2 separate regions of the Homo sapiens genome follow, and region 1 is linked to region 2. The links are chromatin contacts, found by Hi-C in ENCODE. All regions are on one chromosome and are shown on one strand. Each heading gives the region's core, a stretch centred on a gene start or an enhancer-like site at or near the end of the contact. The rest is flanking DNA. Distances are from core to core; before and after follow the strand shown. Region 1 holds the start of XKR3 (XK related 3). Region 2 holds the start of HDHD5-AS1 (HDHD5 antisense RNA 1).

Region 1 (3,763 bases), core at 713-3,212, 330 kb after region 2:
TTTGGCCAAGACTGTTTACTTTCCAGTCTCAGAAATGTATCTGGTAAAAATAAAATATAGAATGATTACTTACACAGTTTATTCTGCAAAAGTTTCATGCCTGCAGAATCTTTTAAATTAATAAGGAGGGCCAGGCATGGTGGCTCATGCCTGCAATCCCAGCGCTTTGGGAGGCCGGGACAGGCGGATCATGAGGTCATGAGTTCGAGACCAGCCTGACCACCATGGTGACACCCTGTCTCTACTAAAAATACAAAAATTAGCCAGGTGTGGTCCATGTGCCTGTAGTCCCAGGTCTCGGGAGGCTGAGGCAGAAGAATCGTTTGAACCCAGGAGGCGGAAGCTGCAGTGAGCTGAGATTGTGCCACTGCACTCCAGCCTGGGCAACAGAGCAAGACTCTGTCTTAAGAAAATAATAAATAAATAAATAAATAAATAAATAAATAAATTAATTAATATCCTCAATCCCTGAAATAAACATAATTTTCTCCTTGACACACACAGTCTTACTAGATTGGTGCGAGGAGCATAGGGCCTGGTAATTGGACGGTGCAAAAAAATAAAAATAAATATTTTAAAAACTCTCTCAGCTTGGCATGTTGGATTGAAAACTGATGCAGTGTAAAACATATATGGTAAAAAGACATGGCCATATAGACAAAAGGTAGGTTAATGGTTGTCAGGGGCTGGGGAATAGAAAGAACTGTTAAGTAGATAATGGGGTTTCCTGTTTGATGATAGAAATGTTTTAATAATATAATTTTGAATAATGTAATTTTGTATTATGTGAAACATACCTTAAAAAATTAAAATAAAATCAAATATGAATAAAACTGATTAGATTTCAGAATAAAAAGTTATTCATGTATGTATCTATTCAAAACATTTTTTATTCATATCATAGAATAAATAATACTTTCATTTGGTATGTCTGTAAATATCTGACATGTTAATTATGTAAGATTTTAAAAGCAAGTGACCTACTTATAAGGAGATCCCAAAGAGTGGGAGATTTAAAAATGTAATAATAACAAGAAAGTGTTTTAAGTAAAGTAAATTTGTATGTATGTCTAAGCAGAAAATTTTATTATTTGGTTCCAAGAGCCAAATATCTATTTAAAAAATATTTCTTAAGGAATAATCTCTGTGTCCTGCAACGTAAAGTTATCATTATAAAACAGGAGTCAAATTTGTGAATTAATCTTAGAATTGAATAAAATATTTCTTCTCTTTGAAAAATAATCATGCCCCATTTACAGTAAGAATTTTTATATGTTCATGCTTGAGAGGTGGTATATTAAAATTCTAATGCCTTGGCTTTAAGTGTTGAATATGTGTGGAATAAAAAAATAATGATTTTGATATTTCTTATACTGTAGGAGGCAGTTCTCTCATACTGGAAAGAGGTGTCATTGTTAGAAGCTTGTCTTGGTTTAACATAGTTTAAGTTTTGGGGGTGTATTTTGTTTAGTTCAAAATTTTCCATATTAGCAGTAAGTAACAAAAATGTCCAGATCAGAAAACTCTTTGTGAAAATAAAACAGGTGCTCCTACCAGATGTGGTTCATCAATTTTGACAGAATTTTCATTTAAAAAAGGCAAAATTAAAATTTGTTTAATTGTTTGCTTTCTGGGGAATTTTCTTGTTGCTCTGTCTGAAGGAAGTACAGACTTCTTTTGTGATGGGAGGGGATGAATGGCTACTAGACAGCAGCAAAAGATGGGCCATGGGTGCGAAGAGAAGAGGGAGTTAATGGGAGAATCAGAAAAATATCACCTTAAATGTAGGACAATCGAAGTCAAATTGTGGCTGAGCGTTTTGGGGAACTAAGATGTGTGACTCTGTAGGGAGGAAGAATGCCTTGGTGTTTTCAAGGGAAGATGACTCAGCTAGTGCAGTCACCTGACTCCAAACTGCAAGCCTACTTTAGTCATAAAAAGGCAAGAAAATAAGCAATTTTACCTGCAAAGCAAAGGACGTAGTGTTGAAAACGAGACCAGAAATGGTGCTGTTAAAGAGGTGAACAAAAGCATTTACTTTTTGAACGAGTTTCAAAACTGTGAGGGTGGCAAATAGGCAAGGTAAGTAGGAGCAGCCCTCGACCATCTCAGATCAGCTTCTTCAGCCTACCTTGACCTCTGCCTGTCTCAGCTGGGGATCTTAACATAAATCTCTGGATATCAGGGGTGGCTTTTCCCGAGTCTTGAGCCTAGAAACTCCCTCTCTTGATTCTGATTTTCAGAGAAGAGAAGCAGCTGCTTAGCATTTGGGTGGGACAGTGGTTGTTACTAATATATTACAAATTTCAGCATGTTTTTAAACATCAGAAGGAGAAAGTGCTTCGTATTTAAGTGAAATCTCAAAGGGGCAGAAATCTACCATATTTTTTGTTATTCAGATGCAGTGATGCACTGGCTATGTGAGTACAAGAAACAAGTTCACTTAATCACAAACACATGCCTAAATTCCATTGTTCAGTGACTTCACTTTCACTTTCTACCTTGAATTTTAGACTCTGGAAGACCCATTTCTAAACTCTGTGGCCCTTTTCATATGTGCATATTTTCATAAGTGTTTTCCAGAAATAAATTATAGAGGTCCTTCTGTGAGTCCAAAGGAGAAGGAAGTGGTTGGGGCAGCCAGAAAGGTGCAATCTGCATTAATATCATATTCGATGTATGGATTGCTGGGGAGAGAGTGGGATATATTTCTTATAATGTTGGATGTATTTTTCCCCTATCCTGAGGCCCAGAAACTCTGATGTCTCTGCAGTTGTCTTTCCATGCTTTCCTTTATACCCCTCGCCTACTTCTGTAATTTCTCTCTCTACTCTCCCTCCTCCTTCCCACCCTTTTTCTTTCCATTTGTGCTCTCTCCCTCCATTCCTTCTTTTTCCCTTTTCTTTCTTTTTGTGGGTATCTGGTAGCTGCAACTTATTTTCTTTCTGCTTTTCTTACTCACTTACTCTATTTACTAGGTATTTAACAATTGTCTTTAAAAGTAACATCCTTTCTTTCTTAAAATTTTATCCCTAATGGACATTATTTGGGGAAAAACATTTTTATGGTGCCTCTAGATAAGTAATTATATCATCTGCACATGATTCCCGTATTTTCTTACATGCCCGTTCCTCGTAGGTGGAAATGGGTACTTCATTGTACTCTTCTCTCTTTATTTACAAGAGTGTTTTTTCTGTCTCATCCCTTTAAATAACACATTGTCTCTCTTTTTGTGACATTGAATTAATTAGGTCAGATGCGATTTTTCTCATCTATTCATTTGAAGACTGTTTCATATTGCTTCTAGGGCCTATTTGCAAGCAACAAATTATTTTGTTGTTGTTGTTGTTTTGTTTTGTTTTTTAATTTTTGGACCATTTGTCTCATCACTCCAACAAGCAAGAATTAGTTCTCATCATTAAGATCCCTTCAAGATTTCATTCACTTGTTTCAGCAGCCTTGAATTATCATCACCTGGACCTGTTGTTACATCAAGAATCTCTCATTTCTAATGTTCTACTTTGGACACTGTTACCTGTGAGTTTGTTTACATTAAAAAAAAAAAACCTTTTAGTACTTGAGTACCCTAAAGTTTCATATTTTGAATTGGTGTCAGATTTATTATTATTGATCTCTCCATTGCTGGAGAAAACTAAGCAATAGGTAAACTCTATTCTTTTGGTAATTTGTATTTTCTGAATGTTTCACAGTAAATGTTTACTAGTCTTGTGATGCTGCAAATTGGCAATCAGATATATTTTAA
Region 2 (3,684 bases), core at 163-2,662:
ATTGTGAGTTTGACTGACTTGAATTAGTCTTCCAAATTCTGATTAGCTGTAGTTGAACTGAATTAAGATCTTGCCCTTCAAAGCTGAGGACCAAAGGACACCGCTAACTACTTCTTCATTTTATTATTATTATTATTATTTTTTTTTTTTTCAAGACGGAGTCTCACTCCGTCACCCAGGCTGGAGTGCATTGGCGCAATCTCGGCTCACTGCAACTTCTGCTGCCTGGGTTCAAGCGATTCTCCTGCCTCAGCCTCCCGAGTAGCTGGGACTTGAGGCGCCTGCCACCGCGCCTGGCTAATTTTTGCAGTTTTCAGCAGAGACGGGGTTTCACCATCTTGGCTAGGTGGTCTTGAACCCCTGACCTCCTGATCCACTCGCCTCAGTCTCCCAAAGTGCTGGGATTACAGGTGTGAGCCACCGCACCCGGCCCTATTTTATTATTTTTAAAATAGAGAAGGGGTCTCCCTATGTTGCCCAGGCTGGTCTGGAACTCCTGGACTCAAGTTTTCCTCCCACCTTGACCTTCCAAAGTTCTGGGATTACAGGGGTGAGCCACCGCACCCTGGCCTGCTAATGTGTGAGCTAGTGCAGTCTCTGTCCATATCCTCGACTCCCTCTCTGCTAGTGCTAAGTACATTGTAGGGTCCCGCGTTTTTAGCATAGCTATACCTATGAATGGGCCAAAGAATCTGAGGGCATCCTACACATTTCAAACGGTGGGAATGGAGACCTCTTTCCTCCAGCAGAATCTCCCCTCATGACCGGGGGACTACCAGATCCAGCTCTGCTAAGGGCCTCCACGGACGGAGTCGGCTACCTCTCCACTTTCAGTGACCGAAATCCATTCTTTGTTCATTCACCCTTGTGTCTACTCCGGGAAACGCGCAGCGGACACAGTCGTGTTCCCTAAGTGTTTGCTGACTTAGTCATCTGGCCCTCTCTGGAGTAGTCATTTTGTACCTTGTACTACATTCGTGCCTCTACCTCTCCGCAGTGCGCGCGGGGGCGGACTCACGTGCGCAGTCTCCCTATGCGCTGGGAGGGCGTCAGCAGGTTTACAGAAACAATGAAAGACTTAACAATTGGCGCGCGACGAGCGTCCCTTGACTGGCAGGGGCCCAGAGGACCTGAACATCACTAAGGGTCTGCCCCAGCGGCCCGGCCCTGAAGTCAAGGTTGAGACCCCCGGCCCAGACAGTCCGCGAAGCTGAGGGAGGCCGGCCTGGGGCCTGCCGCGCAATGTTACCGGGATCCGCAGGCACAGGGCGATAGTACGGACGCCGCCGCCCAGGCCGTGCCCATTGTGCGCCGCGGCCAGCTCACCGCGATCTCGGTCTAGGAGGCGGCGGGACCCCGCACTTCTTCCTTGCAACGGAGCCCCTTTGGCCTGCGGGTCGAGTTCCATAGGCGCCCGACGGGCTCCGCGCGCTTACAGGACTACAACTCCCGTGATGCCGCGCGCGCCGACCGCTGATTGGCTGTGCAGCGGACGGACTCGCGGGGGGGGGGGGCCGCACGCCGTGCACGTGCGCACGGCGACGGCCGGATGGCTGCGTGGGGCTGTGTGGCTGCGCTCGGCGCGGCGCGTGGGCTTTGCTGGCGGGCGGCGCGCGCGGCTGCGGGGCTCCAGGGCCGCCCCGCCCGCAGGTGCTATGCTGTGGGCCCCGCTCAGGTGAGGACGTCCGGGTTCTGGCCGAGCCACTCGCCACTCAGGGCCGGAGGCGGGGCGGGGAGCCGCGGGGAAGGAGGGGCGGCCGGGCTGGTATCCCAGCCTCCTGGGAACTGCCTGGACCGTCGTCGCGCCCGAGTGCATCGCGTTCTTGCTGGAGGGCGGATGCGCCCTGCCTTCCTCTGACTCGCTGGCGGCCTCGGAAACGCTACTCCCGCGGGAGAGCGCTCGTGGGACGGCCTGGGCCAGGCTGCTTGTCAGCCCCTGCGCTTCCCGGCAGTTTCCGCGTCCCTGTTTTCCCTGCGCGTCTTCTGATTTCCACCATGAGGACGTTTGGGTCGTGATTTTCATCTGCATGTGGAGGAAACTGGGCCGCGCGCCGGGAGCCGCGCCTGCGGGTGCTCCGCCCCCAAGTGCCTGTGGGTTTGGTGCGGGCCTTGGGTTCAGTTCAGCTCGCTGTGACCTCGACTGAGCGCTGGAGGCTCCGCGGGCGGGAGCAGGAGGGCTGGAGCCGGCGCCTGCTGTGTGCCCGGCGCGGTAGTGATGTGTGAGCCTCCCCGCAACTTCTGAGAAGGTGTGACCTTGTGTGGTCAGGAAGCCGAAGCTTGACGAGTTTTCAAGTACGTTTTCTCAGGTCCTGCAGCTGGGAGACGGCACAGGACACTAAACCAGGTTGGTCAGATCCACGGCTCTCACGCTCCCTTGGGCCGTTTTGCCTTTTCTGGAAAAAGGAATCACTTTGTCTTCTAAACGCACAAGTAATATTTTACATTAACATACGGATTTCACAGTAATCCTTGCATTTTTTTTTTTTAGACGGCATCTCTGTCACCAGGTTGGAGTGCAGTGGCGCAATCTCTGCTCACTGCAACCTCCGCCTCCCGGGTTCAAGCGATTCTTCTGTCTCAGCCTCCCGAGTAGCTGGGATTACAGGCACCCGCCACCACATCCGGCTAATTTTTGTATTTTTAGTAGAGACAGGGTTTCACCATGTTGGCCAGGCTGGTCTCGAACTTTTGACCTCAGATGATCCTCACATCTTGGCCTCCCAGAGTGGTGAGATTACAGGCATGAGCCAGTGCACCCGGCCAAATTACTTGCATGAAAAAAACACATAGTGCTTACTTTGTGCCAGGCACTATTCTAAGTACTTCACAGTTATTCGTATAATCTTTATAACAACTCCGAGGAAAGTACTATTATTAGTCTTCCCATTTTATAGATGGAGCAGAGGCACAGAGAGGTTAAGCAGCTTACCCAAGGGCACACAGCTGGTAAGTGGCAGAATCTGGAACTCAGGTAGTCTGGTGCCAGAGTCTAAGCTCTTAACAGCTGTATTATTTTTATGATTTTTAAATATGGAGCAGCTAAGGTTCAAAGCAGCTGAGTGACTTGGCCAGTGTCACATAGCTAGACGTGACCAAGGTGGAAGTTTGAAATTAGAATATGTTGATAAAAGGACTTACAAACTGTCAGGATATAAATATAAGGAAATATCGCCCTTATTTATAACTGTTGTATTGGCTCTAGCATCTCTGCAGAGTCCCGAAATGTCTCCAAGTGACTCTTCCGGTAGAGCAGAAAAAGAAGAATGCAGGATGACAGAGTTTGAGCACGAGCTTTAGAATTGAATCCTGTGCAGTCTGTTAGCGGCTTCACTTAAGGCAATTTACATAGCTTTCCAAGCTCAGTTTCCCCATCTATGTAATGGATCTATTACTTGTAATCCCAGCTACTCGGGAGGCTGAGGCAGGAGAAGCCCTTGAACCTGGGAGGGAGGTTGCGGTGAGCGGAGATCGGGCCATTGCACTCCAGCCCGGGCAACAGATCCTGACTCTTATCAAAAAAAAAAAAAAAGAAAATTAACCTTAGTTTAACTTTCTTGCTTTACCAAGTTTTTAATTTTTAAAATTTTTTACTCTTTTGTAATAGCACTTAGTTTAAAACACAACACATTGTACAGCTGTACTAAATATATCTTCATTTATATCATTGTTCCATAGCTTTTTTCT

What was found. A loop is a pair of places that touch in the nucleus more often than their neighbours do. Pooled maps may share reads with other maps.
Region 1: a map of CD14-positive monocyte shows a loop between it and region 2 (5-fold over the local background). The contact joins the promoter of XKR3 here to the promoter of HDHD5-AS1 in region 2. A Hi-C loop is called at or near these places in 2 of 168 maps with a recorded cell type or tissue (CD14-positive monocyte and GM12878) and 7 of 50 pooled maps.

What each region holds. Positions count from the first base shown.
Region 1 is chr22:16,823,610-16,827,372 of GRCh38, reverse strand. XKR3 (XK related 3) reads left to right here and starts at 1,962. Exons shown (of 4, transcript NM_001386955.1): 1 at 1,962-2,082.
Region 2 is chr22:17,157,117-17,160,800 of GRCh38, reverse strand. It overlaps HDHD5-AS1 (HDHD5 antisense RNA 1), which reads right to left and starts at 1,412. Exons shown (of 2, transcript NR_024483.1): 1 at 964-1,412. HDHD5 (haloacid dehalogenase like hydrolase domain containing 5) reads left to right here and starts at 1,524. Exons shown (of 8, transcript NM_033070.3): 1 at 1,524-1,675. The coding sequence starts at 1,550. RefSeq lists a silencer at 1,513-1,842.